2 separate regions of the Mus musculus genome follow, and region 2 is linked to region 1. The links are chromatin loops, found by intact Hi-C in ENCODE. Cell type or tissue: heart. All regions are shown on one strand. Links, peaks and the distances in the headings refer to the core of each region. The heading gives the core; the rest is flanking DNA.

Evidence for each region. A loop is a pair of places that touch in the nucleus more often than their neighbours do. Peaks named below come from ENCODE experiments on the same cell type or tissue, not always from the same donor. Only the 100,000 strongest peaks of a DNase experiment are listed, where the experiment ranks them.
Region 2: it touches region 1 in a loop (7-fold over the local background); 12 of 42 quality-filtered maps call a loop at or near these places.

What each region holds. Positions count from the first base shown.
Region 1 is chr11:35,829,882-35,845,558 of GRCm38, reverse strand. It overlaps Rars (arginyl-tRNA synthetase), which reads left to right and starts at 11,031. Exons shown (of 15, transcript NM_025936.3): 1 at 11,031-11,122; 2 at 12,253-12,387. The coding sequence starts at 11,078. Wwc1 (WW, C2 and coiled-coil domain containing 1) reads left to right here. Exons shown (of 23, transcript NM_170779.2): 20 at 1,312-1,404; 21 at 3,572-3,805; 22 at 5,128-5,249; 23 at 6,315-7,160. The coding sequence ends at 6,381. In heart, for the core only: CTCF peaks have their summits at 8,197 (motif pointing right) and 10,947 (motif pointing right); a DNase peak (open chromatin) is centred at 11,018; H3K4me3 peaks cover 1,667 bases; H3K27ac peaks cover 989 bases.
Region 2 is chr11:34,825,801-34,841,477 of GRCm38, reverse strand. It overlaps Spdl1 (spindle apparatus coiled-coil protein 1), which reads left to right and starts at 7,837. Exons shown (of 12, transcript NM_027411.2): 1 at 7,837-7,990; 2 at 10,579-10,753. The coding sequence starts at 10,598. In heart, for the core only: a CTCF peak has its summit at 5,016 (motif pointing left); a DNase peak (open chromatin) is centred at 7,787; H3K4me3 peaks cover 2,460 bases; H3K27ac peaks cover 1,707 bases.

The sequences.
Region 1 (15,677 bases), core at 7,678-15,677:
TGCTCTTCCCCAGGTCCTAAGTTTAATTTCTAGCACCCACATGGTGGCTCACAACCATCTGTAATGGGTAACCCTCTCTGGTGTGTGTGAAGACAGCTACAGTGTACTCATACACATAAAATAAATAAATAAATAAATAAATAAATAAATAGCCACCTCTAGTTGAAACAATTAAGTATGAGGCTGTCTTCAGGTCCCCCGTGCAACCAGTAGGCATCGCTACATGAATTCCACAGTGCTGTGCACAGCTCGGGTCTGACGTCGTAGCACACTGGGCCATGCAGTCTCCATTTGGTGATCTCTGCTTGTAAACTGTAAAGCCACCTTTGTCTCTCAGGGACGTTTGTGTGAACTGAAGCTATAACTAAGGTACTGAGAGTGGAGTTAGGGCCTCCACCCATGTGCTCACCGTTGGTCCTGTGTCTGGTCTGCTTCAGACTCCACCTGGCACAGGGACTGTTAGTGTCGTTATCTTTAATCATGATGAATAGCCACGAAAATAATGACACTAATAGCTTCTCGTTAGAGACCCTCAGCAGTAAACGGACAGCTGCCTGTCCTCCCCTGCAGGAGAAAGGCTGTCGTAGCTGAGAATGGGGACCTCTGGGGAAACATGACAAATGGCCGATGCAGGGATTTGAGTGGGGAAGATGGCTGAGCCCAACTTTTGCAGAGTCTGTATATTCTTTCTCTATATGGGTGTGTCTCCTTGGCCTTGGAGCACCCTCGCCCTGCCCCCTCCAGCGCATCTCTCCGTTTGCAGTACTCGCTTGCAGTACTGAAGACCCGGCATATCCTCGACTCATGCTTTATCTCTGGCCCAGATATCTGTCTCCAAAGAGGACAGGGACAAGTGTGTGTAAGCAGCTCTTTGCATGGCAGGACAAAGGGACAGTATATCCTACAGTGGTGGTACCTCGTCAGGCCCCACTGAGCAGCTCTTTCGTGGCTTTGGGTGGGTTCTGTGACTCGTGAGCCTCTATGCCCTGCACGTAACATGGTGACTGTCCTTGCACAGTGTTGTGAGGATACCCCAAGGTGACTCATCACCCCAAGGTGATTCATCTAATTTAGGGTCATGTGGAGACAACGGCACGCACCACGCCTAGTGCATGTTTAGCCAGTGGTCACCGTAAAGGGATGGGAAGTCCAGAGCAAAGCCTGGAATAGGAAGCTCAGAGCCTGGGTGGAATCTGGGGAGGTGATCTCTTCCTGTTCCCACTGGACCCTTTTTTTTTTGTGGGGGTGGGGGGAGCCGTGTCCAGAACACACTCTTCCCATGCCTGACTTCCTCTGCTTTCTCTCTTGCAGCTAAACCGCAGTGACAGTGATAGTTCTACGCTGTCCAAGAAGCCACCTTTTGTGCGAAACTCCCTGGAGCGGCGCAGCGTCAGGATGAAGCGGGTAAGAGCCGCCTTAAAGCTCCTTTTGTGCCTGCCTTCTGTGCCTGCTGCTCTTCACTTCGGGAAGGCTTATGGATAGGCTGGAGTGTCAGGGAAAAGGGGAGTGGGTAGGACGGGGTGGGTGGGCTGGCTCTGCAGATAAAGGTGCTTGTGTGACCTTGACGACCTGAGTTCCTGGGGACCCAGGGAAAAGTCTAAGTCAAGAACCAACTTCACACAGTTGTCCTCTTACCTCTACACATGCACCATGCATGCACATATGGTCACTCTTGGGTGTACATACACACACACACACACACACAATGATAGACTAGACAGACAGACAGATGTTCACTCTGGAAAAATACTCTAGAACCTCCACATTTTTTTGTCCCTACATTTCTGCTGTCGAGCTGGGGAAATGACTCAGTGGGTGAGGGCACTCCTTTTATAAGCATGAGGACTCAAGTTTGAAACCCCACATAAAAAGCCAGACATGGCTGTGTTTGTCTGTAACCCCAGCGTTAGGGGTGAGGTGGAGACACAGGTCTCATTAGACAGGCAACCGAAAGGTCAAGTCCTGGTGCAGTGAGAGACCCCGTCTCAAGGCGATAAGATGCGAGAGATGGGGGAGACACCCAATACGATGCACTCACCTCTCGCCGCTCTGACCTACGGCTATTTTCGCATTCAGGCCTTTGTGAGATGCAGCCATAGCCCCTAGAGGTCACTGAGAGGGTGATTGCCTAGTGTGTGCAAAGGCTCACACCGTAAAACAAAACAAACTAAAGCAATAATACAACTTAGCAAGTCCACAGGCTGTGAGACTGCCTTCGGGAATGGATTGGTCCAAACCCTGAAATAATTCCAGCAGGTCTCTTGCCCCTTCTCACAACACTGTTCCTGCCACATAGCTAAACCTCCTCCTTCTCCTCCTCCTCCTCCTCTTCCTCCTCCTCCTCCTCCTCCTCCTCATCTTCCTCCTTCTCCTCCTCCTCCTGCTTCTTTTTGAGACAGGTTTTTCTGTGTAGCCCTGGCTGTCTTGTAACTTTCTCTATAGATGAGGCTGGCCTCAAATTTATAGAGATTCCCCTGCCTGTGCATCCCAAGTGCCAGGGTTAAAGGCCTGCGCCACCACTGCCCTACTCTTTTTATTGATTTTTATTGATTTTATTGATTTTTATTGATTCTTTGTAAATTTCACATCATGCACCCCAGTCCCACTCATTTTCTAGTTCTTCCATATCAGCCCTCCATCCTTGTAGCCTACCCCCAAAAGAAAAAAAAAAAATTTAATTAAAAAAAATCAGCGGGCTGGTGAGATGGCTCAGTGGGTAAGAGCACCCGACTGCTCTTCCGAAGGTCCAGAGTTCAAATCCCAGCAACCACATGGTGGCTTACAACCATCTATAAAGAGATCTGGCGCCCTCTTCTGGAGTGTCTGAAGACAGCTAAAGTGTACTTACATATAATAAATAAATAAATAAATAAATAAATAAATAAATAAATAGAGTTTAAAAAAAACAGAACATCTCTTAAAAAAAAAAGTTTAAATAAAAAAAAATCAGCAACAAAAACTTGCTGCAGTGTGTCTTCTGGAGTGTCTGAAGACAGCTAAAGTGTACTTACATATAATAAATAAATAAATAAATAAATAAATAAATAAAGTTTAAAAAAAAACAGAACATCTCTTAAAAAAAAAAAGTTTAAATAAAAAAAAAATCAGCAACAAAAACTTGCTGCAGTGTGTCCCAGATAACCGAATTCTTGAGCAGAGTCTGGCTACTGGAGGCACACAGTCCAGACGTTGCCCAGTGTAATATGCATTGAGACAATCCGAGGGCAGGTTAGCACCCCACACCATTCACAGAATGCAAATGCAGTCAGCACTGCTCGGGAATCTCAGCTCTCCCACCACACTCCACACACTCTAACCTAGAGCCCCGGCTGTGTAGACACTAACACGCAGGCCCCTGGAGGGCTGTTGTGAAAGGGGAACTGGAGCCGCATGACAACGGAGTCCCTGGTACGTGGTGCACATCCTGTGTGACTTAGAGAGTATATTCTCGCAGTAAGAAAAGGGTGTCTGCACATAAAGGAAGGCGGGGGTTGGGGTTTAGAGGACTGGGATCTGTGGGTTTCTGGGCTGAGCCCTCTGGCAGGCATGAACATCATCTCCACCCCCGCAGCCTTCCTCCGTCAAGTCCCTGCGCACAGAGCGTCTGATCCGCACCTCGCTGGACCTAGAACTCGACCTGCAGGCCACGAGGACCTGGCACAGCCAGCTGACTCAGGAGATCTCAGTGCTGAAGGAGCTGAAGGAGCATTTGGAGCAAGCCAAGAACCACGGGGAGAAGGAGCTGCCACAGTGGCTGCGTGAAGACGAGCGCTTCCGCTTGCTACTGAGGATGCTGGAGAAGAAGGTGAGTACCACTGGCTGGCTGCCTCTCAGCATCCTGTGATCCCACTGTGGAGGGGGGCCCTGAGGGCTTCGCTCTACAAGTGTTTCTGTTGATATTTTTTTATGTGAGTGCTTACAATTCAACCCCACTCACCGTGAGTCCTTCATCAGATACAGCAAGCACCTTATCTAGGTGGGCCATGCACGTAAGGGCGAAGCAGGAGAATTACAATTCGTAATTCAATACGTAAACCATATACCGAATTCTAGTCTAGATGACTAAGCTAGACTGAAACCCTGTCCTGTCTCAAATGCAAACAAACAAAAAATAAAAACAACAACCAAAAAAAATAATCTATCAAACAAAAGAAAGGGGCTGGAGAGATGGCTCAGTGGTTAAGGGTGTAAGACTCCAGGGAGCCTTAGCTTACTGGGGACCCCCTGAGTGAACCACATGGAGCCGGGATGGATGCAAAAAAAAAAAAAAAAAACCAAGAGGAATTTATTGTTCCACTGCACTGGGGTCATCGAGACCCAGAGAAGAGGTGGCGACGCCCAGCACCCATTTGGGGAGTTTTTATATGGTTTCCAGGGCATCAGCATCTAGGCACAATATGATTGGCGGAACAGGGCACCCTTTAAACTGATTGGTCTTTAGGGAATGAGGTGACAAGGACTTCCCTTGTCTGAAGGTGGGCAATGGTCAGTCCTGCAGAATGTGTCCCCACCTGCAGGTCGGTTCCACCCTGTTGTCTGAGAAATGTTAATTAGTCTCGCCCTTCAGCAAGGGCAAGTGTTTCATTACCTTCCCAAAGTTCCTGAGCTGACCTTTTCAAGGGCACTGGCTGTTCTTCTAGAGGTTCTTGGGTTCAATTCCCAGCAACCACATGGCGGCTCACAACCATCTGTAATGGGATCTGATGCACTCTTCTGGCACACAGGTATACATGCAGATAGAGTACTCATATACATAAAACTGAACGCATTTCTTTTTTAAATAAAAATTTAAAAACAAAAATCAAAAGTGAAACAAACAAAATTGAGTCATTTTCTTGGTCTGTAAAATCAAAGCTACTGTAAAATCTCCCCTCCCAAGTGCCTGAGGAGCAGGTAAGAAACACACTTCACTAGGCGTGTCCTGTCACAGTTCCTTCAGGCACAGGAAGGGCTTCTATTCCCTGCCTCAATCCTCAGTGGTCATCGGTGGATGATGTGAATATAACCCTACACAATGCCTTCTACACAATGCCGACTCTATGGTACAGACTCTGCATTGCTAACAGCGCCTCCTGCAGGCCAGAGGACTCTCTCCCACCTCACACTCTTGCTTGCCTTACCTCCCAGGTGGATCGTGGGGAGCACAAGAGTGAGTTGCAAGCCGACAAGATGATGAGAGCTGCTGCCAAGGATGTGCACAGGCTTCGAGGCCAGAGCTGTAAGGAGCCCCCAGAAGTGCAGTCTTTCAGGTGAGTGGATAATCCCAGTCTCATGCCTTCCGCTACCCCACCAGCTGCCTGGCCTTTATCGTCTTTGCTGGCCTCGTGTTCCCTGCTCCTGGGCACTGAATGCCCCTGTTGCTAGCAGAGCTGTAGCCTACATGGGAACAGATGTTCATCCTCTGCCAGGCTCCCATAATGCTGTGAGTACTGTGGTGCTCTGGGACCAGTCCCCACACAGCTCAGCCCAGTTTGTGAGATCCTCTTGTTTAATGAATGAACCACCTGCCTTATCCTTTCCTCTCAGCCTTTTCGGTACCTGGTAATTGCAGGGGCCTGGCTGGTGATAAAGAGGGGAGTGGCGTGCAATGGATGCTCACCTAATTTCCTGCCTCGGCTTGCTAGCCTGCCTAATAGAATCACAGCTGGGTGCTTGCCTTGCTGGACCTACACGTGTCAGAGGAGGGTCACAGATGTCATTTGGTGTGGGCCTTCCAACACAAAGGGATTTAGATTCATCCTCCATCCACTATAGTGTGAGTTCAAGGCCAACCTGTGTTCCATGAGACCCTGCCTCAAACACACACAAAAAACAAAAATAAACCAATGTTCATATACATACACACACACACATATATGCATATGTATATGTATGTGTTTCCTGTATTGATCATGCTAATGGGTCAAGCATGATTTTGTCTCCTATGTCACTCGCTGCAAAGATATTTGACTGTGTGTGTGTGTGTGTGTGTGTGTGTGTGTGTGTGTTGTTAAAGATGGGACTATGTGGATAGGAACTCAAAATCTCGGACCCAAGCTATGTTTGTCTTGAGCCTCTCAAGTTGCTGGGACTAGAGGCATGTATCACCATGTTCAGGGTTCATAGATTTCAGATTTCACAGCCAGAGTTCAGGCATGCTAACAGCATTTAATAGTGGCCAGAGCTATCACTAAGTATCCTACAGTATATAGTAGAGGTGTCTCTCAGTGGCAGACTGTGTGATTGGGATACATGATGCCCTGACCCTGAGCAGGGCTTTATCCTGTCCATACCTATGTGTTCAGTGAGGTTGAAACACCTGTTTTCCATCACAGGGAGAAAATGGCATTTTTCACCCGGCCTCGGATGAACATCCCAGCTCTCTCTGCAGATGACGTCTAACCACCAGAAAAGTATTTCCTTTGTCTCGTGCGCGCGCGTGCAGACCAAGCTGTGAAGGCTGACTGTGACTAATGTTATTTATGAGGCATTATATGAAGGTACTGAGTCACAAGTCCCCGAGCGCTCTTGTTGGTTTGAAGACAGATTTTTTTTTTAAATTTCAGGTTTTCTTGTTATTATTTAAAAAAAAAAATGACAAAGCAACCATAACAACAAAAACAAAAACCAAACAAACAAAAAAACCAGCATTAAAATGACAAGATTGTATAGTTTGTATATTTAGGAATGTATTTTTGGGAAAGAATTTAAATGAACTAAAGCAGCATTAAGTGGCTGCTAGTCTTAAAACTGTCTAGAGTTTTCTTTTTGTACAGCAACAACTTTCAGAGGTTTCCCTGCAATAATAAAAAAAAAAAAAGTTGTATTTGAGGGGCGACAATCCTCAAAGGAGGTCCCGCGGGTGGCACAGCACAGCTAGCCTGCCCTGGTTAACGTTATTTTGTACAATAATACAAAGACAAGGATGTACAGTAATCGTGGGGGAATTCGAAGACTGTCCGCGGATCTTTGTGAGCTGTGATGTGTCTTTCATGTGGCCACGTGACCGTGACCGGAAGCAGGTAGCCTGGAGCTGGCTGAACCGCCCGGACTGGTGACAGGCCACGCCCAGGCCACGCCCATCTCAGATGCCCAGTGACGCAGCTGTGGGAGTGAGGGGAGGGCTGCGGAGAACCGCATTTGGATCTATCTCTAACAATAAAGTGGCCTTTTAAGAAAGAGCTTCTTGTCATTTGTCCCTTTCACATCTTCACTTTTATTATGTCCCTGATTTCACTCAGCTCCAAATCCTGGGGGGGGAAATTTTGTTTTCCTTTTTCTTTTATTTTTCGAGTTATACTTATTTGTCCGTTAGATAAAAGTGACTGCTCAGCTCTTTGGGAACCTAAGGTCTGGTGGTGTATGTCTGTGTTTCCAGAACCTGCAAGGTGGACGCAGGAGTTTGAGACCTTCTCAGCAGTATGAAAACCTGTCCTTAAAAACTGAGCCTGGAGAGATGGCTCAGGAGTTAAAGGCACTGGCTGCTCTTCCTGGAGAACAGTATTTGATTCCAAGCACCCATATCGTGGCTCACAGCTATATGTAATTCCAGTTTCCGGGATCTGAGACCCTTTCTGGTCTCTGTGCATACCAAGTATGCATATGGTGCACAGACAGACATGCACCCACAATGCACATAAATAAATGACTAATGGGACATTGAGAGATGTGTCAGCAGTTAAGAATGCTACTGCTCTTCCAGAGAACTGATGACTGGTGCCCAGCACCCACGTCAGTCAGCTCACAACCAGCCATAACATACACTCATGCTCCTATGCACATAGCCTGACACACACAAGTACACATAATTCAAACTAAAACAAAGTTTAAGCCTAGTTTTATTATTTTAAAAGGAGGTACCTAAGCATACCAAGTGCAAAGGCTACACAAGAGCCATAGAATCACATCTTTCCCCTCACCACAGCTCTAATCACTAAAAGTTTATTTTTAGCTGGGTTATCTTTACAATATCCTATACAGAAGGTACGATTATGATCTTGTGGTCTTGTTATTCTGAGATAGGGTCACACTGTGTAGTTCAGGCTGGCCTCAAACTCAAAACAATTGTCTTGCCATAGCCTTTCTAGGATTATCAGCATGACTTTTTTTGTGTGCTTTTTTAAAGATGGGTGGATGAATATGGATGGATAGAATTATGTTCACTTCTATTTTATGTGTATGGGTATTTTGCCTGCACAGATGTGTGCACCCCTGCATGTGGGTGCAATGCCTATAGAGACCAGAAGAGGTCATTGGGTCCTCTTGGAACTGAGTTACAGACAGTTGTTAGCTAACATGTGGGTGCTGGGATTTGAACCCGGGGCTTCTGGCACAGAAATCAGTGCTCTTAACCTCTGAGTCACCTCTCCACCTCAATGTGAATTTTATTTTATTTTATTTGGTTGCATATTGACATCAGCTTGGTCTCAAACTTATACTGTAGTCTAAGATGGCCTTGTTTGTTTTTAAAGATTCCTTTTATTTATATGTATATCCAAAGATGCCCATGAAGGCCAGCAGAGTTTTGTCCCCTGGAATTAGAGTTATAGAGGGGTCATGGGCCACCTATATTTCACATGAGTGCCAGAAACTCTAGTCATCTGGAAGAGTAGCAAGGGCTCTTAACCGCAGGTCTTGTTTTGTTTATAAAGAAAGGGTCTTTCTCAGCTAGGCATTCTGATATGTGCTTTTAATCCCTGTACTATTCAGGCCCAGCCTGTTCTACATGGCAAGTTTTAGGATATCCAGGGCTAGCTTAGTGAAACCTTGGGGGGGCGGGTCGAGGAGAGGGGAGAAAGAGGAGGAGGAAGAGGAAAGAAACAAAAGGAAAGAGACCAAGTTTTGGGGTTGGGGATGTGGCTCAATAGAATAGTAGTGTGGCTTAGCAAACACAAAGCCCTGGGCTTAATCCCAGCACTGGAAGAAAAGAATTAAAGACAAGACTTTGGAAACTAAAGCCCTGCATTGTTTATCCAGTGTTTGCTATTGTAGACCGAATTACTGAGATCCAGCATCCGCTGCTGTAGATCCACGGTGCTGAGAGTCACTCTCTACTGTTATAAGTTAAGTCGCAATGTTAAGCCACAGTAGTGAAGTCTATATTCTACTTGTTATATTCTAGATGCTTCTGGAATAACTCATTTCCATATCTTTGACCCATACCATGAGTACAGCTATCCCCAGAGCACGTTGCTAACTGAATGTATTAATGGGAATATGGTAAGGATAGCCATCAATTTCTGCCAACTATAGGATAGTGGGTAAATGAAGCTAATTGGAAATAGCAGGCTTGACGTTATGTACTTCTGGCCAACCATATGTATCTGATTCCCTAGGTTTCATATCTCACGCACCAGACACACCTGTTCACCATTTCAGCTCCTGACACAGTATTCCCTAACACATGACAATTACTGACTGACTGAAGGAAAGTCGAAGTCCTTCCAATCCGGCTGTGTAGCAATGGGAACATAGGCGTTTCTCAGTGGCTTGTGACCTCTTTTTTTTCCTTCCTTCTTCCTTTTTTTTTTTTTTTTTTTTTTTTTTTTTTGCTTGTTTGCTTGCTTACCTGGAGACAGGTCCTTACTCTACAGTCCTAAAACTCACTAACTCAGGCTGGAATGAATTCACAGCAATCACAGTGTTGTGTGTGTGTGTGTGTGTGTGTTTTTAACATTTTTTTATGTGCTGTGGTGATAGCCAAGTGCCTTAATGCAGCATTTTCTCAAAGTGGGTATAGGTACCACTGGTGACAATATAGAAAACTATAGGCCCGGAGAGGCAGCAGATGTAATCCCAGAACACAGGAAATGCTTGAGTTTTAGGCCAGCCCGCTCTACCTAGCAAAAAGAAAACACAGGTAGATATGGCTGCATTCTTTATTATCTATAATAATATGTTGATTGTTTTTGAAAGTTTATCTATTTTATGTATATGGGTGTTTTGTCTGCATGTATGCTTGCACACCAGGAGAGAGCATCAAATCCCAGGGAACTACATGTTCATAGGTGAGTGTGAGCTGCCATGTGAATACTGGGATCAAACTAGGACCTCTGGGGGAAAAAAAAACAGCCAGTGCTCTCAACCACTGAGCCACCTCTCAAGTCCTATATTTATTTAATATGTAGCATCTTTAGCCCACACACTCAGCCCATGGATTCATAGATATTATTGTTTAGGATGAAGATAAGTAAATTTTAACGTGAACTAAATCCATCTTGGTGGTAAAACCACGTTACCACGACCCTTGGAAGGTGGAAAGAAAAAGATCAGAAGTTCAAGACAAAAGATCAGAAGCTCAGCTAAATGCAAGACTACCCTGGGCTACATCTTTCAAACGAACAGAAGAGCCTGAGAGATGCTCCAAGAGGCTGCCTGGCTCAAGTCATTGTACCACCTTCCTTTCTTGGTAATTAAAACATTGTTTGCCTGGTAAGGAGGCTGAGGCAGGAGGATGGAGAGTCAAAGGTCAGAGTGGAATACAAAAAGTCTACACATGCACATGTGCGCGTGCACGCGCGCACTACACATACAATGAAAAGGAAAGCCATTGTTTTCTCTTTCCCCTTTCAGGCAGTCTCCATTAGTTTAAGGACCTTTTTTTATCATACATTCTAAACATCTTCACATCCTGGAGAGAGTATCTAGCACCTTAATGTGAACAACAACAAAAATGCCTGTTTAACAGAGGGATGAGTTGCAGGCAGTGGTGGCGCATGCCTTTAATCCCAGCACTTGGGAGGCAGAGGTAGGTGGATTTCTGAGTTCGAGGTCAGCCTGGTCTACAGAGGGAGTTCCAGGACAGCCAGGGCTAGAAACCCTGTCTCGAAAAAAACAAAAACAAAAAACACAAAAAATCAAAACAAAAGAGGGATGGGTTCTGTGCCCATGCCCGCGCCATGCCTCCAAGCAGAGGGTAGGTTGCTTTGGCCTGCTCCCCGCCTCTCTCGCAGTGTCTCCTGGATCCCGTTAGGGGGCAGCAGAGGGCGCGCCCTGAAAAACCAAAAACAGTGACTTACCCGGGTAGGAATTTCCGTTTCCGGCCCAAACTAGACACTTCCGCTTCCGGCCGCTTGGCATGTGAGTCGCTGACGAGAGGATGGACGGTCTGGTGGCTCAGTGCTCCGCGCGGTTGCTGCAGCAGGTTTGTCCCTGGGCGGGGCGGAGGGCTCTGGAGCGGGCGGCGGCGGGGCAGAGTCCGCAGTGGCTTCCACAGGCGGCCGCGGCGACCCCAGTCCGGGACCTCGGGGCTTGCGAAGCCTTGCTGCTCCGCTGGCCCTTTCCTCTTGGCCGGGTCGTGCGACTGTCACTCAGAGAAGAGAGGGTGGACAGCGAGCGAGGCTCACTCTGCTGGTCGCCCAGGCCAGGTTAGAGCAGGACAGGTGTGCCCTGAGACCCAGCCGGAAACTTCCCAAGAAGCCGCCAGTGTTGGTCTGGAACAGTGTCACAATTTTGAAAAACGAAAGTAAGACCAGCCCCTTTTCTTTTTCGGGCCTAGACACTAGCGTTAGGAACTCAGTTTGTCTAAGTCTTCCCTGGACAATAACTGCTTTTATGCAAATCATCCCCGAGGTGCAAAATAAATGGACAAGCTCTTTACTGCTGAGTCCAGTGAATAGTAGCAGATCTTGGAGAGATGGGGAAAAAAAAAACCATATATATATGAAGTTTACGTAGACCCAGAAAAGGCAAAGACGGACACTTGAGTGATTTCGAATATGACAAAAGATGGATTGACTCCTTTTTGTCTCGGGATCTAACCCAGAGCCAAGGCCTATGTGTGGCAAGCAGCACTGAGGGGTGCAAGTCCCCAACTCCTACTGATGTTTGTTGGTTTGTTTTGTCGTTTTTGATTTGGTTTGGTTTTTTTTAGTCCCAAGTCATTAGATTTAGCAACACAGGTAGTAAAGCCAGAAACTTGTACTCTGACTAAATCAGGATGCACCTAGCTAAAGAAGAGACTTCCGTGTTTGACTCTGGCCCTGGACTTTCAACTCACAGCCTCTCAACTGCTAGGACTGGAGATGTGTACTGCCATGCACACTTGGCTGAGTTATATTCTCTGCCCCGCAGTCCCTCATCCCCAGCACACACATGTGAACTCAGTTCCATCTCATAAAGGATGATTGCTGACGTCAGTAAAATCATTGCAAAGTCCATTCTCATTTTTCTACCCCACATGTTGTGGAGAGCGAAATGAGGAAGTCTGTGGTAAGGTTTGCCATTATCCGGGAAGCATTTGTTTGACCTGGAAAAGTTGCCTTTCCCTTACAGGAAAGGGAGATTAAGGCTCTGACTGCTGAGATCGACCGGCTGAAGAACTGTGGCTGCTTGGAAGCTTCTCCAAGTTTGGAACAGTTACGAGAAGAAAATTTAAAATTGAAGTATAGGCTGAATATTCTTCGAAGGGTAAGTGCTCCGGATGTTTTCAAATAATTTGTTGTTGCTGTTGTTGTTGTTACTGAAGATTCTAGAAGTACGTGCTATAAGAATTGAGAAGAGGAGTTTGTTTAGAAATCAGTTTTCCTGCATAAGGCAAGTTAGGACTCATTAGGCTGGAGAAAGTGGGGCGGCACTGGCTTCCCAGGGCCCTTTTAAGTAGTTTATTATGATACCCCTTTTAAGTGGTTCATTACGATGGTTTAATGGTTTGGAAGTTGAGATTTCTTCAAAGGCTTATGTCCATGCTGTCAAAGGAATGTCTTTTGTTTTTAAAACCATTTTAACTACTGTAAAAGAAACAGTTTCTCAGGAGCAACTAACAGGGATGTTTTAAAATGCACTCACTGATTCCTAACTCCTCTGCAATGAAGTTGTTTATTTTGCAGTTTTGTGTTATGCTTTATAGCATCTTTTGGGGTTCTTTTCATTTAATGTTGCGAAACTTTCTCTGCCTCTCCTCCTCCCCATCCAACAGCCTCTCTATACAGACCAGGCTGGCTTCTGGGCTGGGCTGCCTCCATCTTGAAGTGCATTTTCTTCTTCTGTGTCTCTCAGGCTGGGTTTACAGGTGTGTACTACCATGCCACCATTTGAATAGCCTTACAGTCCAGCAATGCTTATCAATGTAGTTTGTTTGTTTGTTTGTTTTAAAGAAAGCCTACCTTCAGCTTCTTTGGCCTGCCTTTCAGGTTTGCTGATGACACAGCCTAGCATGTTGCCTCATTCATTGTTCTCCAGTGTGTGTACTTCCTTCTGGATTGCACAGGCACCGCTCCAAGTCCTCATCTCAGGCGTCTGACCAGTCCTTTGAAGCACTTTATTATCTGTGTGGAGGCAGCTGTGCTCAGATAGCTTTGTCAAGTGCTTGTGCGCTGCTGAAGGAAGTAAGGGAAATAAATCCACAGCTGTGGTGAAAACAAACTTCTCTGTGTGCAAGAGACAAGGGCAGGCTGATCTTTTAGTTCCAGACCAGCCTGGTCTACAGAGTGAGTCTCGGGACAACCAGGGCTACACAGAGAAACCCTGTCTCGGAAAACCAGAGAGAGGGAGAGGGGGGGAGGGAGGGAGCATCAAAGGACTAAAGTGCTGTGTGCCATAACTTCACTCTGCCGCCTTGCCCTAGTTCTTGGGCCACATACTCCACCTTGAAAGCACGTACCGGATGGTTCTGGCAGGAGGTGTTTTACCCATGTTCTCATAAGCACGGCTGCCTCAGTTTTTTCTTATTGCTTTTCTGTCTTTTTTATGTGTTTTTAAGATTTAGAAACGTATTTAGTATTGTTTTTGAGGCACAGTTTCTATTTAGCCCTGACCTTTCTGGAGCTGTCATAAGTAGACCAGTTCTCAAACTCACATAGATCCTCTGCCTCTACCTCTGCCTCCAGAGCCTAGCCACTTAGTACATTTATTAAAGTACTCACAGAAAGCTTTTTCACACCGATAGCACTCATACATGATTGCTGTCACGATAATGCCACTTTTAAAGAATCCGTAGATTTTCGGGAATCTGCTTCTAATCTTAGTTTTCTCAAAAGCTGTTATTTTTACAAATTTTTATAATGTGAGGTTTTACAAAACCTCAAAACAGTAAAGGTGATTGTACCAAAATGTGTCTGCTTTTGGCTTTATTTGAGTCCAGGTCTCACAGTCCAGCCCTGGCTGGCGTGGTTTGTGCTCTGTGGCCTGTAGCTCTCAGACTTGTGCAGTCCTCCGTCTTGGTCTCCCAGGACTAGCTAAGAGTAGTAGTAACTCCTTGCTCCCACAGGCCTAGGAATCATGGGAGAAAGGAAGACACACACGTATAAATCAAGTAAAGAAAAGTTGCCAAGAACTTGTCAGGCTGGCTCACCTCTGTAGTCCTAGCCCCGAAAGGCAAAGCAGGAAGATGGCTGTGTGTGCAGGGCCAGCCTGGGCTATAGCTCAGGAGCCGGCCTGTGTGAGGCCGTGGGTGCAGTCCAGCTCCAGATAAAACTGCATGTGGCTGCGCGTGGTGGTGCGCGCCTTGATTCCATCACTTTCTGTGGGAGGCAAGAGGATCAGGGAAGGAAGGCAGGAAAGAAAAAGTGTTACATTGATTATATTCAAATGTTAATTTGAATGAAGTCAAGTACAGTGGCTTCTGTGTGTTTGTGTATAGGTTTATTTTAAAAGATACAAGTTTTAAAAAGTTACAAGGTTATTAGAGATTTTTAAGACTTAGGATTATATGTAACTGACATTTTCTATTGGAAATCTTTAGATTGTGAAAAGCATGAATAAGAAGTTGATAAATAAAAATTTAAAACTGATCAGGCATGGGAGCTGATCCTATATAGCCCAGCCCTTTGGGAAGTGAAGGCAGGAGAAGCAGGATTTCTAGACCAGCTTCAGCAACACGAGACTCTCACAACAAACCAAAAAAAGCAGACCACCAAAACCCACTTAACTCAGCTCTTTTTGTTTGTTTCCTTGTCGCTATTTGTAGTTTTCTGGCATGGAAATTCTCAACCAGAGTACAAGCTTTATTTTACACAGTTGTTTTACCACTATGTCTGTTAGCAATCTTTGTAACCGTGTACAGAATTACACGGTTGCCAACACGCACTCCCATAGAGAACCTCGCTTGCACTGAGCCTTCTGCAGGGCTGATGGACTTCCAGAGCCCAATTTCAGTTTATCTCAGGCTCTCTTGAGCCCTCCCCACCCTTCAATAGCCACTTCAGTATCTGACCTAACATTTTACCAGGCTTTTTGATGAGTTAAAGAATATAATTTTGCTGAGCACAGGGGTGCACACTTTTAATTCCAGCATTCAGGAGGCAGAGTCAGGCAGTTCTTTGAGTTCAAGAGTAGCTTGATCTACACAGAGAAACCCTATCTAGAAAAAACAAACAAAGACTATAACTTGATAGACTGGGGCAGGAAGATTGTTGTAAGTTTGCAGCCAGCCTGAGGTATAAAGTGACCCGGTATCAATCAGTCAATAACACGTGTGTAAATGTTTTTATTTTGTAGCAGAGACGTCCGAGGAGGGTGGGACTTGACTTCTACATTCCTGTACACCTGGTTTGTGATCGGTCAGTTACTAATTTACATGGAAGTGATGCTAGTGGGGACATCAGGCCTGTTAAGTAGATGGAAGTCAGAAGAGCATGCACACGAACACTGGTTATAGAACTTGACACTGAGTACCTAACTACTACCTAACTACTGTTACCATTCCTGTTTCACACTGCAGGTCTGTCAGGTTTGTTGCCTTTTTGAGACAGGTTATTACT
Region 2 (15,677 bases), core at 4,754-12,753, 1.0 Mb after region 1:
AGGGCAGTGGAAACAGGAGGGTCCAAGTGGGAGAAGGGGAGAGAGGAGAGAGGAGAGAGGAGAGAGGAGAGAGGAGAGAGGAGATAGAGAGAACTGGGAGAGCTCAACTGGAATGGGGGGTTGCATCTCTGGGATGAGTTAGAAACCCAGAGCAATGGAAACTTGCAGAAATCAACAAGGGTGCCTCAAGCTAAGAACCCTAGCACTGGGAGCTATGGAGCCTAAACCAGCTATCTACTGTAACCAGGCAAGACTTCCACTAGAGAGACTGGGACACCAGCCCAACCACAAAACCTTCCACCACTTCCATTCATCCTGCCTGTAAGATGTGCTGGGGTAAAGGTGGGATAAATTGTGGCAGTGGCCAACCAATGACTGGTCGAGCTTGAGACCCATGCCATGAGAGGGAGCCCACCCCGACACTGCGTGGAGAGCTAGGAGCCAGAAGCTAGAGAGCCCAAAGACTTAGGATAGAATCAAACATAACTGGCAAATGAAAAAAAAAGTCAGTGAAATGATTCCTAATGATATTCTGCTCTACTCATAGATCGATGTGTAGCCCAACTGTTATCAGAGAGGCTTCACCCAGGAGCTGATGGAAACAGATGCAGAGACCCACAGCCAAACATAGGGTGGAGTGTGGAGAATCCTGCAGAAGATGCAGGTGTTGGGGGAGGTTGTAGGAGCCAGAGAGGTCTAGGACACCACACACACACACACACACACACACACACACCCCACAAAATTAACAAACCTGAGCCAATAGTGGCTCACAGAGACTGAACTGCCAACCAGGGAGCCTGCAAAGGACTGACCTAGGCCCTCTGCACACGTTACAGTTGTAGAGCTTGGTCTTCATGTGGGACTTCTAACAGCAAGTGGAGGGGCTGTCTCTGACTCTGATGCCTGCGCTTGATACCCTCTCTGCATCCAGGGTTGTCTAGCCTTAATAGGAGAGGAGGTGCCTGGTAGTACTGTAACTTGATATGGCACGGCTGGCTGATGTCCGTGGAAGGCCTGCGCTTTTATGAAGAGAAATAGAGGAGGAGTGGAGAGGAGGGAGAGGGGAGGTTTGGGAAGGGGGCTGGGAGTAGAGGAGGGAGGGGAAACTGTGGTAGGGATGTAAAACACACACACACACACACAGTAAGAACTAGGCCAACTGAACTCTCTCTCTCTCTCTCTCTCTCTCTCTCTCTCTCTCTCTCTCTTTCTCTCTCTCTCTCTGGAAAGCTTAGTGTGACCAGTTCAAGACTCTAGAGAGGCCTTAAGACTTGAGATACTGCACTTTGACTTGGGTCAAATATATTAGAGAGGAGGCTCAGTATCACTAGGTAATATGGTTTGTTTGTTTGTTTGTTTGTTTATGTATGAGGATTCTGTGTTTTATGCATGAGAATTTGGGCTCATACTAGACCAAGAGCTGCAGTGAAATCTACAGGAATGTGGAATGGACGCTGGAAAGTGGGTTTATGCAGAAATACAATCTTGTAAGTAGACATAAGTAGAATCAATCTTGTAAACAAAAAGTGAGAATTTTTGTGTTTTATACACATAAGCAAACTAAAAGTTATGCTCTCTTCTCAGCAAGTGAAAGTCATAATGGGTGTAAACTTGTCAATCTTAAATCTAGTGTTCGTTGATCCTAAGATTATCTGGGGGAGTGGGGAGAGGGAAGTCAATTTAAATGTAGCCAGGAGGTTGTCTGAAACAGGGACAAGGAAAAGGATTACCCACAAGATGTCTGTCTTAGTCAGGGTTACTATTGCTGTGATGAAACACCATGATCAAAGCAACTTGCATAAAGGGGTTTAGTCAGCTTATACTTCCACATCATAGTTCGCCATTAAAGGAAGTCAGGACAGAAACTCAAACAGTGCAGAAACCTACAAGCGGAAGCCATAAAGTGACCCAGGTCAGTCAACAGGGTCTGAGAGAGAGAGGGGGGGGGGGGCGGAGAGAGAGAGGGAGAGAGAGAGGACTGAGGGGCAAGAGATGCGAAGAATAGAAACAAAACACACTATCAAGAATCAAGTCTCAAGTCTTGAGTCTCAAGTCTCATTTATTGGAAGGCAACTATAGCTATATATGCATTCACTGGGGAGTGCAGCTGGAGACGCTTAACCACAGGTCCAGGATGTATAGGAGAAAAAAACAAGATGTTATCAGAGTGTGTTCAGCTGTGGTGGGCTTCTTGTAAAAACATTATGCTAGGAAAACAAGTCTCTTGTCAGGGTGGAAAAGTACTGCCGGTAAGTAAATAGCTGCAGAGACAATAGCGGCTTTTGCTAGGAGTAGGCTCCCAACAACAAAAGGATGCTATGCTGCTTACTGGTTTGCTCTCCGTGGCTAGCTCAGTTTGCTTTCTGATAGAACTCAGGGCCACCAGCCCAAAGATAGCAGCACCCATGAAGAGCTGGGCCTTCCCATATCAATCACTAAATACAGAAATGCCTTACAGGCTTGCCTACAATCAGATCTTGTAGAGGCATTTTCTCAACCAAGGCTCCCTCCCCTCTGACGACTCTAGGTTGTGTCAAGCTGACATAAAACTAATGAGTACAATGTCTGATTCCCTCAATTTCCATTACCATTCACTGGTCCCTTCACCTAGGTCAGGCCTTCCTTTCCTTCAAAGAAGTCATTCTGTCTGGAAGTAAACAGAACTCCCAAATGTAAATATGGAAGTGAACAGTCTGGGTCTACTCAAGCTCTGATGGGGGTATTATTTTATTTTATCAACTCAATCATCAATGAAGTGTTGTGATCAGACCGATCCCCATTCCCTGCTCCAGTCCCTATCCATCACCACACCACACCCTTTTTTTTTCCAACATCACGTCTTCTTTTTCTAAATCTACCAAGTCTGCTTAGTGCTGCCAGTTTGTGCATGGTTGGGTGCAGAGCCACTCTTCGAAGCACGGGCATCCCTCAGTGACTGCATTTGTAAAGAAAATGGGCTCTCCTAGATGCCATTGATCACCAATTGCTCCTGTGCCGGAGCTGGGGCCTTGTGATCACTTGCTTTCACCTTGGTCTTGCATGTGAAGTCATAGCAGCTTTGAGTTCATGGGTGGGAGGGACCCCTTGTGTCCTGGAAAGCATTGCCTCAGAACTCACCCTTACCTTTGGCTCTTACCATCCTTCCGGCCCCTCTTGGGCAATGATTTCTGAGCCTTCAGAATAGGAGGTTGGTACAGATTTCTTATTCGGGGCTGAGCACTTGGAGACATTTATCCTCAGATAGAAGCATTACTGTATATTGGTTAAAATATTTTAACTTCCAAACAGCAGAGAACTTAAACCAAAACTGTTTGAACAACAGCCATACAGAATGATGGACAGCTATAGCTTCATGAAAGGCTTGAAGCACTCAGATAGCAAGAGCAGGACTCTTACATTCTCTGCTTACATCCCTGTTTCTTATTCATTTCTCAAGCCAGATGGCAGCTGCAAGCTATAGAGCACGACTGTTGTCTTCTTAGGTAGCCACACTTCAGTCCACAACAAAGAGAATTAATACAATCTATTTCTCCAAAAGTCCCGGGGGGCGGATCACACTGGCTTGTCATTCAGAGGCCATCTTTCAACCCGTTTCTGTCATCAGAATGGTGAGTACCCTAGAGGTAAAGTATACTGAAGCTGAAGGGCAGAATCAGCTGTAAAGACTCCACAGGGTGGAACATGGATGGAAAGGCGAATTGCTTATAAAATACACAATGCTTTGGGCAGGAAAAAGGAGCAAGTTAATCAATACATTGTACTGAGAAAGCATAACACTGCTGAGTGAAGGCTTCGTCCACTCAGACAGAAACTGGACTCATTAGGAGCTAACGTTGATGCAGGAAGAGTCAGCATGCCAGGCTTCCCCATTATTATTACGATTGAGCAGCCGAATCTGCTTGCTCGGACAATTATTTTGATAACTGACTGCCACATTGGGAGCTATGATGATTAGATTTCCAGTCTGTCTCATGTGTCTTCTTTCTCTTACTATATCAGTGGTTCTCAATCTGTGGGTTGCAACCTGTTTGGGGCCGAATGACCCTTTTGTAAGGGTCACCTAAGACATCGGGAAAACAGAGATATTTATATTATAATCCCTAACAGTGGCAAAATTACTGTTATGAAGTAGCAACGAAAGTAAACTTAGGGTTGGGGGTCACCATAGCATGAGGAACGGTAGTAAAGGCTCTCCGCATGCGTTAGGTTGAGAACTACTGTGTTCTTCTACCCTAGCTAGTCCATGGATTAGGACAATCCCTGTATCTTGCACCCAGACAGCTATTCCACACTTGTGGACAGTTAGTCCACAAGTTTCAATGAACACAACCTTTACCGTCTCTCAGCCTATTCTATCAATCATGGGACTTTATTAATTAATGCAGTTTTATTTCAGACTCCTCGGTGTCTCAGAGTCTTGTACTTGTTTTTGCCTGGCCTCAAAGAAGTCCCCCTCACAGCTCAACAAGGACATCAAAGGTATCCTCTGGGCAGGAACTGTTTGGTAGATGTCTCTCCACTAAACTCTAAGCTTTTTGATCACATGCCCTTCCTCTGTAGAGCCCTAAGCCATCACGAAACAGGTTCGCATCAAAATAAACAGCTTTCAAGGCACTGCAGCACCACCAGAACAGCATTCTAACATGGAGTTAGTGTGGTCACACTCAAAGAATGACGAGCTTCTCACAGCAACCAGCCTGCACTTGAGTAGCTATTGTCTTAGGAATTTTAACGGAGGGGAGAGTGGATATTTTTGTTGCTTCTCAGAATTCAGAAGCCTTTCCTATGCTCCGTGAACCCATTATCATGCAAGGAGGAATACGCCATCTCTGATGTAAAATGAAAATGGCAGACACAGAGGAATCCACCCCACCATAAACTTTTGGCATGTCAGCCATGCATGTGGACCTCAGTCTCATTTGGGAGACCTGTACTTCAAACTACTAAAGAGTGTAGGTTAATCTAGGAAGCTATCTAAAAATCGTTTCACTTGTGACATCTAGTGTCTGGACATGGTACTGGCTGTACTCTATCCAGGGCATCCCTAACAGTGCCTTTTAACTTCATGGAAAAAGATAAAAACCACAACAAATTTACTTTAAAGATTGTAAGTGACTTTTATTTATGATTCTAAGTTACAACAGTCCTCAGGATCTGAAGAGGTTTTAACAATTCCTTTCAACAAGATCAGGAAGTATTTGTGAATAGGAAACAAGTGAGACAGAGAGACCTCTTCAGGTCCCAGCTCAGCATCCACTTGATTTGAATCATCTGGCCACTGAAGATGGTCTTGAAGCTCAATTATTTGTGTGCCACTTAGTGCAAATGATTCCAGGTTACTTTCATGCAGTGGGCCAGTGTAGAAAGACGCGCCCAAATCAATGTTCTCCTATAAACTGCCTTTAACGATTAGAGAGAGAGGCCTTTAAGACTTTGTGAACATGGTCCTCTCCCTCGAGTCCATTTTTCCTTACTTCTGCCATCTTTCAAGACTCTGCTTAGTGCCAGTGCATTTGTAACTTTTTAAATGAATATCCAGACAAAATATACTTTTCCTTTTATGTAGGGTCATATGAATTTAAAAAAAAAAAGATTTATTTATTTTTATAAATAAGTACACTGTTGCTGTCTTCAAATGCACCAGAAGAGGGCATCAGACTTCATTATGGGTGGTTGTGAGCCACCATGTGGTTTCTGGGATTTGAACTCAGGTCCTTTTGGAAGAGCAGTCCAAAGCTTACCCACTGAGCCATCTCGCCAGCCCATGAATTTTTAATATATATGTGAGTATATTTGTGTGTGTGATAATTTCTACAGCCATGATTTTAAATATATATTTGTTGGGGTTCAGGAGTCGCCCACAAACCACACAAACACCAAGCTCAGTCAGACAGGGATGGTTTACTGAACACACACCCTAAGCTTGATCGATCAGGGCCATAGTTCAGAATCTGGCGGCCGAGGCTACAACTCCGAACATTTCTCAGGGTGTGCTTATAAAGGAAAATGCCACAATGAGCTCGTGTGCAGGTGCTGGAAGTGCTGTTCAGTGGTCAGCTCTGACTCAAGCTATTTTGGACATAACAGTTCATACTGATTTAATCTGATGGGTCCTATAGCTTTGTGGAATTTCTTAAGATTAACAATTGTCATACAGAACATAACAAGATATGTTATCAACATGACCTTGCTCTGAGTCAAGTTATTTTTCTGTGCCAATGAGTGGCAGGCATATCACAGCAACAGTATGAAAGAGCTGGCAGGCATGGAACAAAATGGCTACAGCTATGTTGGGGGGCACAGGCCTCAAGAATATTAAATATATGTAAATAATATACTGTGTTGTGAGCAACTCCCTGATAGTACGTTTAATCACACATCCTTCCAAGGTCTATGTCACTGCACCTGAGAGATAGTATGTGATTTAATATGTTCTCTCTGAATCAAAGAACAAAACAAGGAATTCATAAAGATTTTAGTTACAGGTATTAACTAGTCATGACTGGCCAACGATAGAGGTTATCTTCCTGACTCCTGAGTTGAAGAATCTGAGAATGATAGAAGAAATGGAATTTGCTTCATTTAATGAAGAACTCAGTGGTGATTATATCTGCTTGATGGATCATTGTTGTTTATCTTAAAACAGTTCAGTCCTTTAAAGTCTGGTCTAGCTCCATCAGAAATAACGGTCTACAAATGAAAATGAAGTGAGAAAGTCAAAGGGTGTGGAGCATCAAGATATTAAAACTCAATGGAGGCAATGCAGGAAAGGGGAAAAATAAACACTGACTACTGGACACTGAAGGTAAAAAATCACTGGGGTACAGTGCAGGATTGGCCTCATGATAAAACAAACAAAAACAAAAAGAAACGCTGGTGATCTTGTCAAGAGACAATTTACTGTACAATATAACAAACTAATCCCAGCACTCCCGAGGCAGAGGCTGGAGGATCTCTGTGAGTTCATCGCTTGTCCGGTCTGCAGGGAGAGTTCCAAGACAGTCAGGGCTACATAGAGACCCTGTCTCAAAAAGCTAAATAATAACGATGATGATGAAACTGAATAGTGAAAACCTTCTCAGACGTTTTGTTATATAAAGAAAAACAAAACGGGAATGTTACTGACTGGAGTTTCCGATTCACTTTTGGAATGTGTCACTTCGGCACCTTCATCTACAGAGGGCAAAGATTCAACACAGTAAACCACGATAAAAGACATAGAGCCAAGCCCATAGATAAAAAAGATATGATGCCAGGTGCCAGTTACTAGAGCTCTCCAGATTTCCCATTGCTTAAAAGTGTAAAGAATAAGCAAGTTTACAAGGAATTTCTATTTAGACACGCATGCCCTCGAGCTGTACTGCAAAACCAGCTGGGTTCGTCTCAATAGCAGTCCTATTGCGGTGATTTTGAATTACTTAGGTTTTCTTTGGAGGAGACTTTAATTTCCTCTGCGCAAAGTGCAAGGGCTGGCAGGGTGGTTCGCAGTCCTAACTGGGGCGAGCCCAGTGGAAGGTGGCACTGTGCTGGCCCTGGTGAGACTCAACGCCTTAGCTCCTAAAGGCGACTGCAGGCGGGCCAGCGAGGGGCTGACAATACCTTCCGACCCGGCGACACTGGCGTTGGTAAAGACGACAACAAATAAATAAACCAGAGAAACACACTTCACTAAAAGCAGACACTTCTAAGAAAACGAAGCAGCAGGAACGCCCAAAAGCCCAAGTCGCGGAGCATGCACATGCGCAGTCTCTGCAAGGCGCCCCACTCGTTTGCCCCGGAGGCGCGGATTGGACAAGACATCTCGTGAGAAACGTGAGTTCTCGCGGGAACCGTATTCAAAAATCCCCGGCGCTTACTTAGCAGTGCTGCTGCCGAGTGAAGAGGGAGTTATTTCTGTGCTGAGGTGGAGTTAGTGTCACGAATCTGGGAGTCCAGTGCTCTCCGGACAGGCCTCCGGTTGCAGCAGCCAGGAAGCGTGAGGAGAGAGGTAAGGGCGAGCGTCGGGAAGGGTGAACCGGGAGGAGGTGGGAGGAACGCCTGTTCTCAGGAACCTGAGTTCTCTGGAGCCGCCTTCCGGGTCGGTGTAGTCTTCGGTCGGACCGCTTCGCTGCGGGTTTGACTGCAGAAGGATAAATACGGTGCTGGGTGGTCTGGGACCTCCGAGTCTTGAATTCTCCAGTACCCTTAGCCAGTGGTGCAGTCTGAATTAACTTACAATTATGTAGCAGACACACAGGACGGAGTCTCATTGTAACATCTCATTCGCTTATGTTTTACTTATTTACTTTTTTTGTTGTTTTTCTTTTATTCACATTATATCCCAATCGCAGCCCCCTCCCCACTTTCCTCCCAGTCCCGCCCCCCAATCCCTATCCCCACTACTACCCCTCCCTCTTTTCTCAGAGAAGGGGAGTCGTGTCCCCCCCCCCCCCCAGTACCACCTCATCCTGGGACATCAAATCCCAGCGGAGTTAAATAAGCATGTTCCAACCAGGCGGTCCAGGTAGGGTAAGGGGTACAATGGCAGGCAGCAGAGTCAGAGACAGCCCTGCTTCAATTGTTAGGGGACCTGCAGGAAGACCAAGCTGCATATCTGCTACACATACGTAGGGGGCCTAGGTCCAGCCCCTGCATCCTCCTTAGTTGGTGGTTCAGCCTCAGTGAGCCCCCATGGGTCCAGGTTGATTGACTTGCATGTCTTCCTGTGGTGGCCTTGACCCCTTCAGCTTGCTCAATTCTATCCCCTACTCTTCCTCACGAGACTCCCAGAGCCCTGCCTGATGCCTGATGGGCCTTTGCTTCTGCTTCCATCTGCTGCTGGGTTAAGCCTCTCAAGACACAGTTATGTTAGGGCTGCAAACATAGCACGGGGTCGTTAATAGTGTCAGGGGTTGGCTCTCTCTCATGGGATGGGTTTCAAGTTGTGCCATTCAGTGGTTCTGCTCCATCTTTATCCCTGAGCCTCCTATAGGCAGGAGAACTTTGGGCTTGAAAGTTTTGCTTGGGTTTGTTTATTTATCTATTCAATGATTACAGATTGCAGTGGTAACATTTTGGATGTTTGGGTTAAATGTTTTCACTTGTACTTATTTGTGAAAATGTAACTACCCCCACCCCCCAAAAAAAAGTTTAAAATCCGTTTGGCTGGCATGGTATTTCTGTTGATGCCTAGTAAGAATTCATGTGTTCTTAATCTAGTTAGATGCCTTTTACTCTTTTTGTTTTTGTTTTTGTTTTGTTTTGTTTGTTTTTCGAGACAAGGTTTTTCTGAATAGCCCTGGCTGTCCTGGAACTCACTTTGTAGACCAGGCTGGCCTCGAACTCAGATATCTGCCTGCCTCTGCCTCCCGAGTGCTGGGATTAAAGGTGTGTGCCACCACCTCCCGGCTTTTTTGTTTTTGTTTGTTTGTTTGTTTCCTTTTACTCTTTTTATCTTATAGAATCTCTAAGATAGATGAAGCAAGATGCTCACAAAACTTTTTCACATTGATGTAGCCAGTTGGATGTGGAAGTGAGCTTTGAGCTCAGATAGCTAGCTCATCCACAGAACTTGCTGACACTTAAATGCCTTATACGGGTTGGGTTTTTGAGAAGTTGTGGTGAAAAGTGATTAGCACACTAGGCTTTGGAGCTCCACTTTGATTTTTATGTCATTTAGCCACATCTGTGTATCGCCTACTATTTTCTCTCAAACCTATCCTATTTTGTTTTGTTTTGTTTTGATTTTCTGAGACAGGGTTTCTCTGTGTAGTCCTGTCTGTCCTGGAACTCACTCTGTAGACCAGGCTGGCCTTGAACTCAGAAATCCACCTGCCTCTGCCTCCCAAGTGCTGGGATTAAAGGCGTGCACCACCACTGCCTGGCTCTCAAACCTATCCTAACCAGGCTTTTGCCTCACTTCTCCACCTTGGGCCAGTGACCTGCAGTTTCCAGTTTCTCATCTAATTTGCCTTAGTATCATTTGCCGTGATGGTTTCTTTCCACCTCCTGGAGGAATTTTGTCTTTTTGGCTCCCAGAAACATTACATGCTTTCCACTTACTTCCTGAGTAGTACCTGAGGATACTTCCGGTCTTTCCTTCATAGCAGCCTTCTGTTCTGAGACTTGTCAGCAGTTTTGCTCATCTTCTAGTGATAAGGAATCTTAAGGACTTAATGTTGGCACTCTCCAAATTTGTATTTTTAGTACAGCATATTCAAGTCATACTGAAAATATGAATTCTTGCTTTCTTCCCTGTAACATTTTTTTACCTCAGTGTCTCAGCCGAGGGTAGCTCCATTCTAGTAATTGCTTAGGCAGAAGGCTATATTCATTTTTCTTTTTACCTCCCAGAATCCACCTATCAGAAAATTGTATTGACTTGACCTTCACAAGTTTTGTAGAGTTCCGCCATTTCTCACTACCTACTGTGCTGTCACTGATAAGAGGAATTGTCCTGCAATTCAGAAATCAAATTCTAATACCCTTTTGGTTTTCTATGGCAGTACTGCTGACCATATATGTTTCTTCTCTTGCTCTGATGTCACTACATTTAGTCCCACGTTCAGCTCACGTAGTTATATTTTATCTTTCCAGTAGGTTGAGAACAGACATCATGGAGGCAGATATCACAAATCTTCGGAACAAACTCAAAGAGTGTGAAGACGAGCGACTGAAAGCTGCACACTATGGCCTACAGCTCTTGGAGAGGCAGACGGAACTGCAGAGCCAACTGGATAAATGTCATGAAGAAATGATGATCACAGCAGAGGTAGGGTCCAGTATACTAGTTTACAAGGAAGTACATCGGAACTAAAAACTTGTTTTGTGTGGTAGCTATCCTTTCTCATTTGAAGACCTAAACTGTCCCACCCCAACTGTGTTGAAAAGGAATTTCCAGTGTTCTTTCCAACAGTTGGTTGCCTCTGAGGTCAGCCTGGTTTCCTTGCTACATTTACTGCCTGGTGTGGTTCAATCCATGCTCTGCGTCAGTGACCTCACTCCTTTATAGTTCTAAACCTCTGAGTGCTCCATGGCCTTTCACCAAGCCTTTAGTGTATTCCAGTGCCTGCCACTGATGGGCGTCTCAAGCTTGACACAACCACTCTCTGTCTGCTAACTGGATGTTCACTTGCTTTGGTAAGAAGATTGGCATTCTGGATAGTTGCTTGAGCCTGAAGTCAAGGGGTCCCACATTTTATCCATCAATAAATCAAAGGACTTGACTCACATCTTAGTTAGGTTTCTACTGCTGTGATGAAACACCATGACCAAAAGAAGCTTGAGGAGAAACCGTTGATTTCATCTAGAGAAGTCAGACCAGGAGCCTGGAGCCAGGAGCTGATGCATAGGCCACGGAGGGATGGATGCTGCTTACTGGCTTGGCCAGCCTGTTTTTGGACACCACCCACAGTGAGCTGGGCTCTTTTACATCAATCATTAGTGAATAAAATGCCTCACAGACTTGCATACAGGTCAGTCTTACAAAGGTGTTTTCTCGGCTAAGATTTCCTCCTCACACATATGTCTAAGTTTGTGTTAATTTGTCAAAAAATAAACAACTCACACAGCCAAAATGTCTGCCTAAGATACTGCAGCTCTAGCCCAGACCACAGCCATCTTTCCATTGGACTGCTGTAGCCTACTGACTGCTTGCCAGCTTCCACCATTACCATTCATACGTCACACATTCAAGTGGCCATGAGAAAATAACAAGGTCCCCTTTCTTCCTTTCCTTCTGAAGCCGCACAGGGCTTTCTATTGTATTCTCAGAGTCTGAGCTCTTAACTTGGCTTTGTATATCCTCGTGTTCTGGCCTCTGCCTAAGTGAGCACCATGTTTCAAATGTGTTTTCTGTAGTCTTTCCTGTACTGGCTTTATACTGAACGTTTCTTCTGGAGTCATTCATCCACTCTTCTTGACTCTGCCCTCAACCACAGACTGTCAGTTAAATGTCCTGTCAGCATGATGGCTATACACTGACTGTACAATGTCAAGTTGTCAAAATTTGCTCTTATTCCTCTCCTACTGATTATCTCCAGAGTTGCACGCTGCATGAGAGGGAATTTTGTCTATTCTTATTCACTAATATACACCTGTTGCCTGGCCCACAAAGATTTTTCAAATTACTAAATCAGTTTAATATTAAATGTTTAGTCTTTTAAAACTGAACTACAGAATTATGCATATAACAGGTAGACATCACTAATGGCAGCTGTCATTTTTCCAAGTACGATTTACTGTTCTTAATAAGTACTAGATGGCAAATCATGAAACAAAGATTAGATATCTCAGAATGGAAACAGTCATGCTGCACAGTTGTTTTGGAAATACCTCATGGAATTTGGGTGTCTTTAAAATAGAAGAGCTTTGGATGGGAGGGGAGGTTGATGAAAATAATTCTAACCTCTTTTCCCTTAGTTTAATTGAATTTTATTTATTTTTTTGTTTTGTTTTTAATGTGTTTCTTTTGGGGGGGGCTTCGAGACAGGGTTTCTCTGTATAGCCCTGGCTGTCCAGGAACTTACTCTGTAGACCAGGCTGGCCTTGAATTCACAAATCCACCTGACTCTGCCTCCGAAGTGCTGGGATTAAAGACTTGTGTCACCACTGCCTTGCTTGTTTTAATGTTTTAATTATTCTTTGAAAATTTTATACAGTATATTTTGATCGTGTTCTTCCGTCACCCCCAAACTCTTCTCAGATTCTCTCTACCTCTCCACCTAACTTCATACATTTTTCTCTCTCTTTAAAAAACAAACAAAACCATGGAGTTCAATTTGTGTTGGCTGACTACTCCTGAGGATGGGGCATGCCCTAGATAGAGTGTGGTTGATTACCCAGTGTCACCCCATTGAAGAAAACTGATTTTATTCTCTCCCTGAGCTGAGATATGCTCTGGCGGTTTATGAAGGCCTCAAATGTGCTGTCAGAGCTTCTGTGTTTTTATGCGCATCTGCCCTGTTGTGCCTGGAAAGCACTGTTTTTTTTTTTTTTTTTTTTCTTGACATTATTCACCACCTCTGGCTCTTTGTTTGCTTGCTTGTTTTTGGTTTTTCAAGACAGGGTTTCTTTGTGTAGCCCTGGCTGTCCTGGAACTCACTCTGTAGACCAGGCTGGCCTCGAACTCAGAAATCCACCTGCCTCTGCCTCCCAAGTGCTGGGATTAAAAGTGTGCGCCACCACTGCCTGACTCCACCTCTGGCTCTTAAAGTCTTTTTGCCCCCTCTTCCAAATGGATCCTTGAACCTTGAAGAGATCTGTGCTCTTTTAGCAGAATAATAGTTATAGGTTTCCCCCTAGGGCCCATGACCTATCTAGCCTCGGATTCTTGGCTTCATTGACAGTGTCAGGTATGGGTTTCATCTGGTAGAAGGGGATGGGAGGGCTCAAATCCAAGTTAGAAAGTGGCTGGTTACTCTCCTGACACTCAAGCCATGACTGCAGCAGCAGGCTTAACTTGGAGGAAGTCATGAAGGTTTTTAGCTGAGTGAGATCAGTTTCGCTTTCGCACATTGAACACTAGGCAGTCAGGTGAAGCTTCTAGATTTCTCCATGTTGTGGAGGACAACCAATAACCTTGGCAATAGTCTGTAATATGGCTAGTGGGGGAAGGCACCTATGGGACTCTATTGTCCAACAGCTCAAAAATAAGCATCCCATTGCTGGTGTTGGGTTTTATTTGGGAGTATATATGGTCTGGTTTAGGTATTACACCTACCCAGAATTATATGATGACACTATTAAACACCCTTTTTATAGATATATACATCTCAGGAAGCCTTTATAGTTGTTTTTGCAAGATTTTTAGTGTTAGTTGTTCCTCCCCCAAATCCCTCCTCTCCCCTGCTTTATCTCATTTAAAACAAAAATTAGAAGGAACTGTAATACTTTTTTAACCATAGCATGTTTATAGTTATTTTGTAAATGTAACAATGCTCTGAAAGTATTTAGTATTTTTTTCTTTTAGTATTTTGTTGTTTTTGAAAGCAATCAAGGAAGAACATCTCATTATCAACTAGTAATGCTAACCAGGAACATTTGAGTACTGGTAAAATATCCTTTTTTTCTCTGTTCTTAGGGATTGATAGACCATCATGCTATGGGGTTTATCCTTCCTTGATAGAGAACTGCAGCAATTGCTATTCCTCCAGCATGGACTTTGACATATTTCTCCTGTCTATAGTTGTCCATAAATAATACATGGACAGTTCTAGATATAAATAATTTATGTAAAATAATAATTTATAAATCTGTAGTGATTATGTTCTGCTTGGGACATGAAACACTGTCTAGCAGGTGTTGTTCCTCTTTATGTCTTGTAAGGTCATGAGTCATCTAACACGATGTCATATGCCTCACATGACTACTGTCACATTTCATCTCATCACATGAACATTATACTATCTAGCATCTAAGAATGGTGACTGTATGTAATACAGTAAGATTTTGAGAGAAAAATGACACGAAACTTTAAACTGCTCTTTTTTATTATTGGTTATATCATTAATTTCTTAGTGTGCCAAATTTAAAATTAAATTTTGTCAGGTCAGATACTATATATTGGGTGTGGGTGAGCATGGTGTATGTAGAGTTTGGTATTGTTTGTGGATCCAGCCATCGGGCAGGGCTTCTGGAAACATTCCTAGCAGCATGTAAGATACACATGCCGTCCAATGCTGAGCTTGGATGTCTGGCACAAGGTGATCTCGAACATGCTTCCCTTGTATTCTGTGCGTCCCAGCATCTGGATCCATGAGCATTTTCTCCTGCTGCTTTGAAAATGTGTTCCTATACCAGTTCCCTTAGAAAGCCTCTTCTTAGCCTGCCCTTGTCTTCAGTACCAGTCACTGTAGCTTAAAGTTGCTGAGTGTTTTGTTTTCGATGAATCTTGAGGTTAGACACCGTGTTTTACCTATTTCTGGGATTGGTACCCGGCACATTTGCTTGCTTTTTGAGTATGCACAGAGTGGATAGTCGTTGGAAAGGAGGTCCGAGTGTCTCCAGCGAGTGTTTCACTGAGCTGGTTGCAGTGTTTCTGGTCCTGTGATACCAAAGGTTTCCTTTACTTTTTCTTGTTGTCTCGCAAGTGGATTCTAATTATGGAAAGATTCTGTTATTGTGCTGTACTGAATAAAAAACAACTTACTGTTCTAATAACCAGATAAATTCTTAGTTTTTGATTAGTGTGTGAAAAGGCTTACTACCATGACAGTTATTGTTTAGCCAAGAGCAAGAATGTTTCAGGAAATCCTTAACACTCAGCAGTCTGAGGTTTCTTTTGGATTTTGAAATCCAGAGACTGCCTCCTCCATTACTGTTTGTATGTTGGCTTCCAGGGCCACAGAGACCGCGAATTGGAAGGCAAAAGTCAGTAATTTCCTGGGATCCGTGCCTTTTCTTCTTTCAGCTTGAGGATTTTGAGATCCCTGTGATATTCAAATACACCTTTTGGGGTTCATTAAGACTGATTGGAAGGTTTGGGCTTAGAGGTCATTTGGTAAAATGCTTTCCTGAGTCTAGTTCCCAGACATGGTAGAACAATGTCTTATTGTTATCCATCCCAGCTCTGGAGAGTCACAAGTAGGTGGATCCCTGGGACTCAGCCCACTGGCAATCCCTCCTACCCTACTTGTCAGGCAGGCAGGTTTCCGGTCAGTGAGAGACTCTGTCCCAAAAATAAGGTGGCCATTAGC